Linked DNA regions of Homo sapiens: region 2 is linked to region 1. A link is a loop called in an ENCODE intact Hi-C map of the cell type or tissue named here. Cell type or tissue: dorsolateral prefrontal cortex. All regions are shown on one strand. Each heading gives the region's core, and the rest is flanking DNA. Links, peaks and the distances in the headings are about the cores only.

What was found. Hi-C counts contacts between places; a loop is a spot of excess contacts. Peaks named below come from ENCODE experiments on the same cell type or tissue, not always from the same donor. Only the 100,000 strongest peaks of a DNase experiment are listed, where the experiment ranks them.
Region 2: a loop joins it to region 1, with 2.1 times the contacts of the local background. A loop is called at or near these places in 13 of 110 quality-filtered maps.

Annotation. Positions count from the first base shown.
Region 1 is chr2:130,872,571-130,875,472 of GRCh38, forward strand. All of the region lies in intron 1 of ARHGEF4 (Rho guanine nucleotide exchange factor 4), which reads left to right. Among named protein-coding and RNA genes, the nearest start is that of ARHGEF4-AS1, 37 kb to the left of the region's middle. In dorsolateral prefrontal cortex, for the core only: CTCF peaks have their summits at 1,322 (motif pointing left) and 1,526; a DNase peak (open chromatin) is centred at 1,321; H3K27ac peaks cover 2,500 bases.
Region 2 is chr2:130,824,697-130,827,598 of GRCh38, forward strand. No RefSeq gene overlaps it. Among named protein-coding and RNA genes, the nearest start is that of ARHGEF4, 11 kb to the right of the region's middle. RefSeq lists enhancers at 994-1,569, 1,570-2,147, 2,148-2,725. In dorsolateral prefrontal cortex, for the core only: no CTCF peak of the experiment used is centred there; DNase peaks (open chromatin) are centred at 155 and 1,155; H3K27ac peaks cover 2,500 bases.

The DNA of each region.
Region 1 (2,902 bases), core at 160-2,659:
GTACAATCGCAAATCTTACTGCTGGCAAGTTCTTTTGTCTGACTTCTGCAAGTCTTTTAATGGGGTTTCTAAAGAAGTCACTGGAAAGGAGACTGTTTTCCTGCCAGATCCTCAGCAGAGGGAAGAATTTCCCTGTTGTTTCGGGATTATGGGTTGCAAGGGAGGCGATACAAAGGAGCAGAGGAGAAGAATGGGCCAGGACACAAACTCCGTATGTGTCAGCTGGGAGCAGCAGCACCTCACGGGGCCTTGGTGCACTTTGGGGGCTGAGGTCAGGTCTCGTGGTCACCTGCCTGTGTGGAGCCAGCCCTGAGCCCTGCCTGCAGCTGGCCCAGCACACACATGCCTGCACCATCCACATGCCTACCTGGGGCATGCATGCAGAGGCTTGGGGTGTTCGCCTGTGGAGCACACCTTTAGAGGCTGCAAGGCAGCAAGCCTCTGAGTCAGGCAGCCAAGGCAGGGCTGTGGGCACTCGTGCTCTTTTGCTGCCTTCCCCAGTCTCCAGGGGAATGGGCACACACAGGCTCTGGAGCCAAAGTGCCCGGATTCAAACCCTCCACTCCCTAGCTGGTGTGACTGGGAAAAGCCACTTGATCTGTCTGTGCTGTGTCTTCATTATCTGTCAAATGGCGATACAGTGCACACCTCATATGGTTGTCATAAGGCTGGCCTGTGGCAAAGGTTCAACAAATACTGTCATCAGCATTACTCCCATCTTATGAAGGAAGAAAATAGGCCGGGCACGGTGGCCACGCCTGTAATCCTAGCACTTTGGGAGGCCGAGGCGGGTGGATCACCTGAGATCAGGAGTTCGAGACCAGCCTGGCCAACGTGGTGAAACCTCTTCTCTACTAAAAATACAAAAATTAGCTGGGCATGGTGGCGGGCACCTGTAATCCTAGCTACTCGGGAGGCTGAGGCAGGAGAATCACTTGAACCTGGGAAGCAGGTTGCAGTGAGCCGAGACTGCGCCATTGCACTCCAGCCTGGGAGACAGGAGTGAAACTCCATCTCAAAAAAAAAAAAAAGGAAAAGAAAAGAAGACCCACTTTTTACTTAGCTAACTAATGACAGAACTAAGTAGGACATCTGTCTAATTCCAGTTAGTGGCTAGCGGCTTCTTTTTAGAATACCAAGCTGCCTTTCAGAAGCCAGATCGAGTGATCCTGGGGCTAGGTGGGTGATGAACACTTTGGAGGGGTGGGGTTTGGTGCAGGCCATACTGTCTTGGATTTCCAGGTACCCCTAAGTTCCCTGGTCCATCTGATTTCATCCAGGCCGCTTTGCAGGAAGTGACAGCTGTTTGGGGTTCCTTGGTGCCCCCTGCCGGATAGATTGCATCTAACGTTTTCCTGGGTTGATGAAAGCCCTGGGTGCTTTGAAACTGGCTGGCTCTCCAGATTCAGGAGGGATGTGGATGTTTTTGTCTGCCTCTGCCTTAGCCATCCTGGGCCCAGCAGCTCAATTCCTCAATTCAACCCTGGTTTTTCTTTCACTAATTAAAAGAAGTAGCTTTTAACTCTCCTTTTTACGAGCAGCTTACCAACTGTTCTGCCCCAGCGACTCACCCCACGCTGGGGGATCTCCCTATCAGCAAAAACGGAGGCTCAGTCCCTGCAGATGTTTGGTGGTTCTGTTGCATTCTGTTCTTTCTCCTTTTCAGTAGACAAACTACAAGGCGGCTGTACCAACAGTTTATCCTCTTGTTTCTTCCTCATGTGTTGGGAAAACAGGTCCCAGGAATCCTGGTGGAAGCACATTGGTGGGGAGCTGAGGAGCCTTCTGTTCCCAAGTCATTCTGCTGACATGGCCAGGCCCTCCTCAGGCCCACAAGGTGTGTGCTCAGCACGCCTCTGTCTGTGTGGCCTTGGAGGGATCATGTCTCTGCACCTTTTCTTTCTTACATGACAAATAAACAAAGTCTGCTCAAAATTCCTTAAAGGGTACTCTGAGGACTCAGCTAGTGAGTGGGAATACGACTGCTTTCATAATTAAGTTAAACTTTTTAAGGAGATAATTATAGACTCACATGCAGTTCTAAGAAATAATACAGAGATCTATCATGTACCCTTTACTGTTCCCCCCACTGGTAGCATCTTGCAAAATTTAGCACAGTCTCACACCCAGAATCTTGACAGGGACAGCCACATGGAACATTGCCATCACCACAGCATTGGTCATGCCCTTCTTTCATAACCACTGCCACCTCCCCATCTTTCACCGCTGACAACCCACAGATCTGCGGTCCATTTCTATAATTTTTTCATTTCAAGAATAGTATAAAATGGATCCATATAGTATGTACCATTTTGGGTTTGAATTTCTTTGCTCAGCATTATTCTCTAGAGACTCATCCAAGTTGTGCATATGGCATGTAATTGCCATAAGCTTTGGTTGTTTTCCAGGTCTCCTACAAAGTTGGTTCTGGCAACTCTGGTTCGTTTTTTGATGTTTCTGTTGGAGTTCTCTAGTCTGCTATTTTGCTGACATCATTCCTCTGGAAGATGACTTTAAAATTAGAAAATATTCTGATTTTCCTTCTCCCTTGTTCCCTTTGTATTCTTTTTCTCTCATGAGCTCTATTTCTTCTGTCTTGTGGCTGTCCCTTAGGGCTTTTCCATCAGCCTTATTCTCTTGTTCCTCCACATACAAACTCTAGATTAGCGCATTGCTTGGCTTTATCTACAGATCGATGGCCCCACATCAGTCTCCAGCCCCGATATCACTCTTTTCCATCTGACCACCTCCTGGATACCTACTGTCTGAGTCAGTTTTCTGTTGCTATAACTGAATACCTGAGACTGGGTAATCTTTAAAAAGGTTTATTTTGGTTGATGGTTCTGGAGGCTGGGAAGTGCAAGATCAGACAGCCACGTCTGCTTGGCTTCAGATGAGAGCC
Region 2 (2,902 bases), core at 116-2,615, 48 kb before region 1:
TTTGCTTGAGCTCTGAGGTTTTGTATGTAAGCAGGAGTGATTCACACACACACACACACACACACACACACACACATGCATGCATGCACTGTGCCCTCTGTAAAGGCGTCTCACACAGGCACACAATCGCAGTGGCCAGGAGCCAGGCACCGCGGGTCTGCGAACTGATTTCTCCCTGCATATCCCATTGTTCAGAGCTTCCTTGGCCTGGGTCCCAAGCACAGGGACCCAGTGTCCATCCCACAGGCTGGCATAGGTCACAGGATGAAGCTTCTCCGGGTGCAATGTTCAGGGGTCACCTTGTGGTGGGTGGGCCATGCTGCAGGGCTGCCTGCCCATCCCCTGCCCAGGTTTTGCACCAAAGCACTGAGCTCTGGCTCAGCCTGCAGCCTATCCTACAAGGGAGATGGGGCTGGGACCCCCATCCCACAAAGGCTGGCCCAGCACAAGCCTTTCGCTGGGGTCTGAGAGAAATCCTGGAGGTTTCTGAGGGGTCCTCACCTCCTCCCCACAGGCAGGCTCCTCAGCCCCTTTTTCAGAAAGCGGGTATGTGTGGGCACCAGGCCTAGCATGCAGGACACTGCCCCGCTGCAGTGTCCCCCTCAAAAGACGCCCTCCCTCATGCTGTCTGCCCATCAAAGGAGCCCTCGCCCACCCCGAGTGGCCTCACCTTGAAACACAGACAGGTGGGGCCAGGGTCAGGCAGGGCCACCCCCCGAGAACCAATGCTCCCCTTCAGAGCCAGGCCTGCCCCTGAGATGGGACACAGAATTCACAGAATCCACAGCCTGGGCAGGCCCACAGTGCAGGGTGAGTCTGCAGCTCAGAGAACTGGGCTTCTGGCTCTGAATCACTCTTCCTTCGACTACACCTGGCCGTCTCCTGCCTCTCACCCAGGAGGGAGAAGGTCCTGCCGTGGGAACAAGGCTGCAGGCCTGCAAACCTGTTCCACCCCAATGGGGTGCTTCTCTCAGGCCCCAGAGCCCCCAGTCAGTCCCCTATTCAGAGCGTGCAGCCCCTGGCCTAGGCCTGGGGTAAAAGCCATTTGTTGCCTAGTGAGGGTGCAAGGCGGGCATCCCTGCCATGTTTTATGGTCCTTTCTTTCCTGCTGCCCGCTCCTGCCTCCACCCCTTTCTCCCCTGGGAACACACTCCCCCCATCTGCTGCACACAAAAGCCCATTCTGGCCTCTTGCTTTGAGACCAGCGTCACCCTGGAGACTGGCGCCTTCCGGCCCAGCCATCCTCTCCCCGCCCCAGCCTGGCCCTGGCTCCCAGGCTGGCCTGCTGCCCCCGTGTCCCCCTTTAGGGTCCTCTCCCGTGAGCCGGGAGTCTGAGGTGCTCTCGGTCTCTCCTCGGGGGCCCTGCCCCACGGGTCAGGCTCCACTTCTGTTGCTGCCGCACCCTGGAAGCCCCCAGGACCGCTCCACACTCGCCATCACCCTGGCTTTGTGTCACAACCTGCGTGGCGCAGGTGCAGGATGCACCAGCATGGATGACATGTCACTCTCCCTGGAGGAACCCGCTTGGCAGGGGTAGCTGATAACTTAGGGCCAGCGCAGACACAGAACTGTGCGAAATGACGCTGATGTCGCAGTGATGCGAGCCGCATGTTCCTCGCCTCACCTGCTCACTTTCTGAGCCTCACTGCAGCGACAGGAGGCAGGAAGCACCCCCAACCCCCGGTTTTAATAAATCCTCCTGCCATTATCACGCCCATCGGAGGGCTGCTGGGCGAGGCCAAGGATTCTGGATGGGAAGAAGATGGTGGAGCAGGTCCCTGGGAGAAGCCCAGGGCCAGTCATGAGCTGGGACGATCCCGCATGGTCAGCAGCAGGTCCCACTTCCTCGTACTGGTGCCACTTATCATTAAAGCAATAATGAGTGAATGCAGACACACAAAGGTGTGTGCAGGGAAGAGCCTCTCCCCAGAGGTGGCCACTGGCAGCAAGTTGGGTGTCAAAGCTGACTGTCTTCCGTGATCAGACGAGATCGGTCGTGTTCAGGGTGGTATGGTCGTAGACAAAGCTGACTGCCATTAACTCTTTCATCAACACTCACTCCGGCCAGGCCGTGAGGAGGGGCTGAATTGGGCCACTGCAGCTCCTGCCGCAGCCCCCACACACGTTCACCTGGTTGGGCTCACAGCAGCCCAGAAGGCAGGTACATGGCTGCCCTGTTTTACAGGTGAGTAAACAGAGGCACAGAAGGGTCAGTCACTTTCCTTGAGCCCCACAGCCAGCTCTGGCCAGGCCTCAGAGCCCACATCCCTTAGTGCCCCTGTGGCCAGCTCCTTTCTGCACCCAAGGGACCCCACACCTGAGGGACCCCACCCAGCCGGGGAGTCCTGCTGTCACTGACTCCTCCTCATGTGCAGACCTTGACTCAAAGGCTAGCTCCCAGGAACACATCCTCACCTGTCCACCCTTGGCTGTGGTCCTCTCTCCTTGCTAAAAGTCACCTTTGACCCAGACATCCCGCAGCAGCCCCTGCTCCAGGAGCTGGGGCAGAAAGCAGGGTATTCCCAGCCTGACTGATCAGTAGGAGGGGCAGGGAAGGCTGAGGGAAAGGGTCCTGCACACCAGACTACTGCAGACCCCATCTCCCACCCGCCGCAGGCAGCCCCCAAAGAGGCACATCTCCCTCAGCTGAGCCCCCAGGGTCCTTCCTGCAGCCCTGGCACGCCCACAACCCTTCCCTACCAGGCCTGTGCTTGTCCTTCGTGGCTCCTCCTCCACTGTCCTGACCCCCGATGACTTCTCTGGGTAGGGGATAAGGGTGGAGGCAAAGATGTGGGGGCTCCCTGAGATGCCCCCGCTCTGCTCCTCGCTGGGGGCTTCCCACAGCAAAGACAGAAAAGAAGGTCCCCATTGTTCCCAAATAAAGACTCTGCTGGTTCTTTCT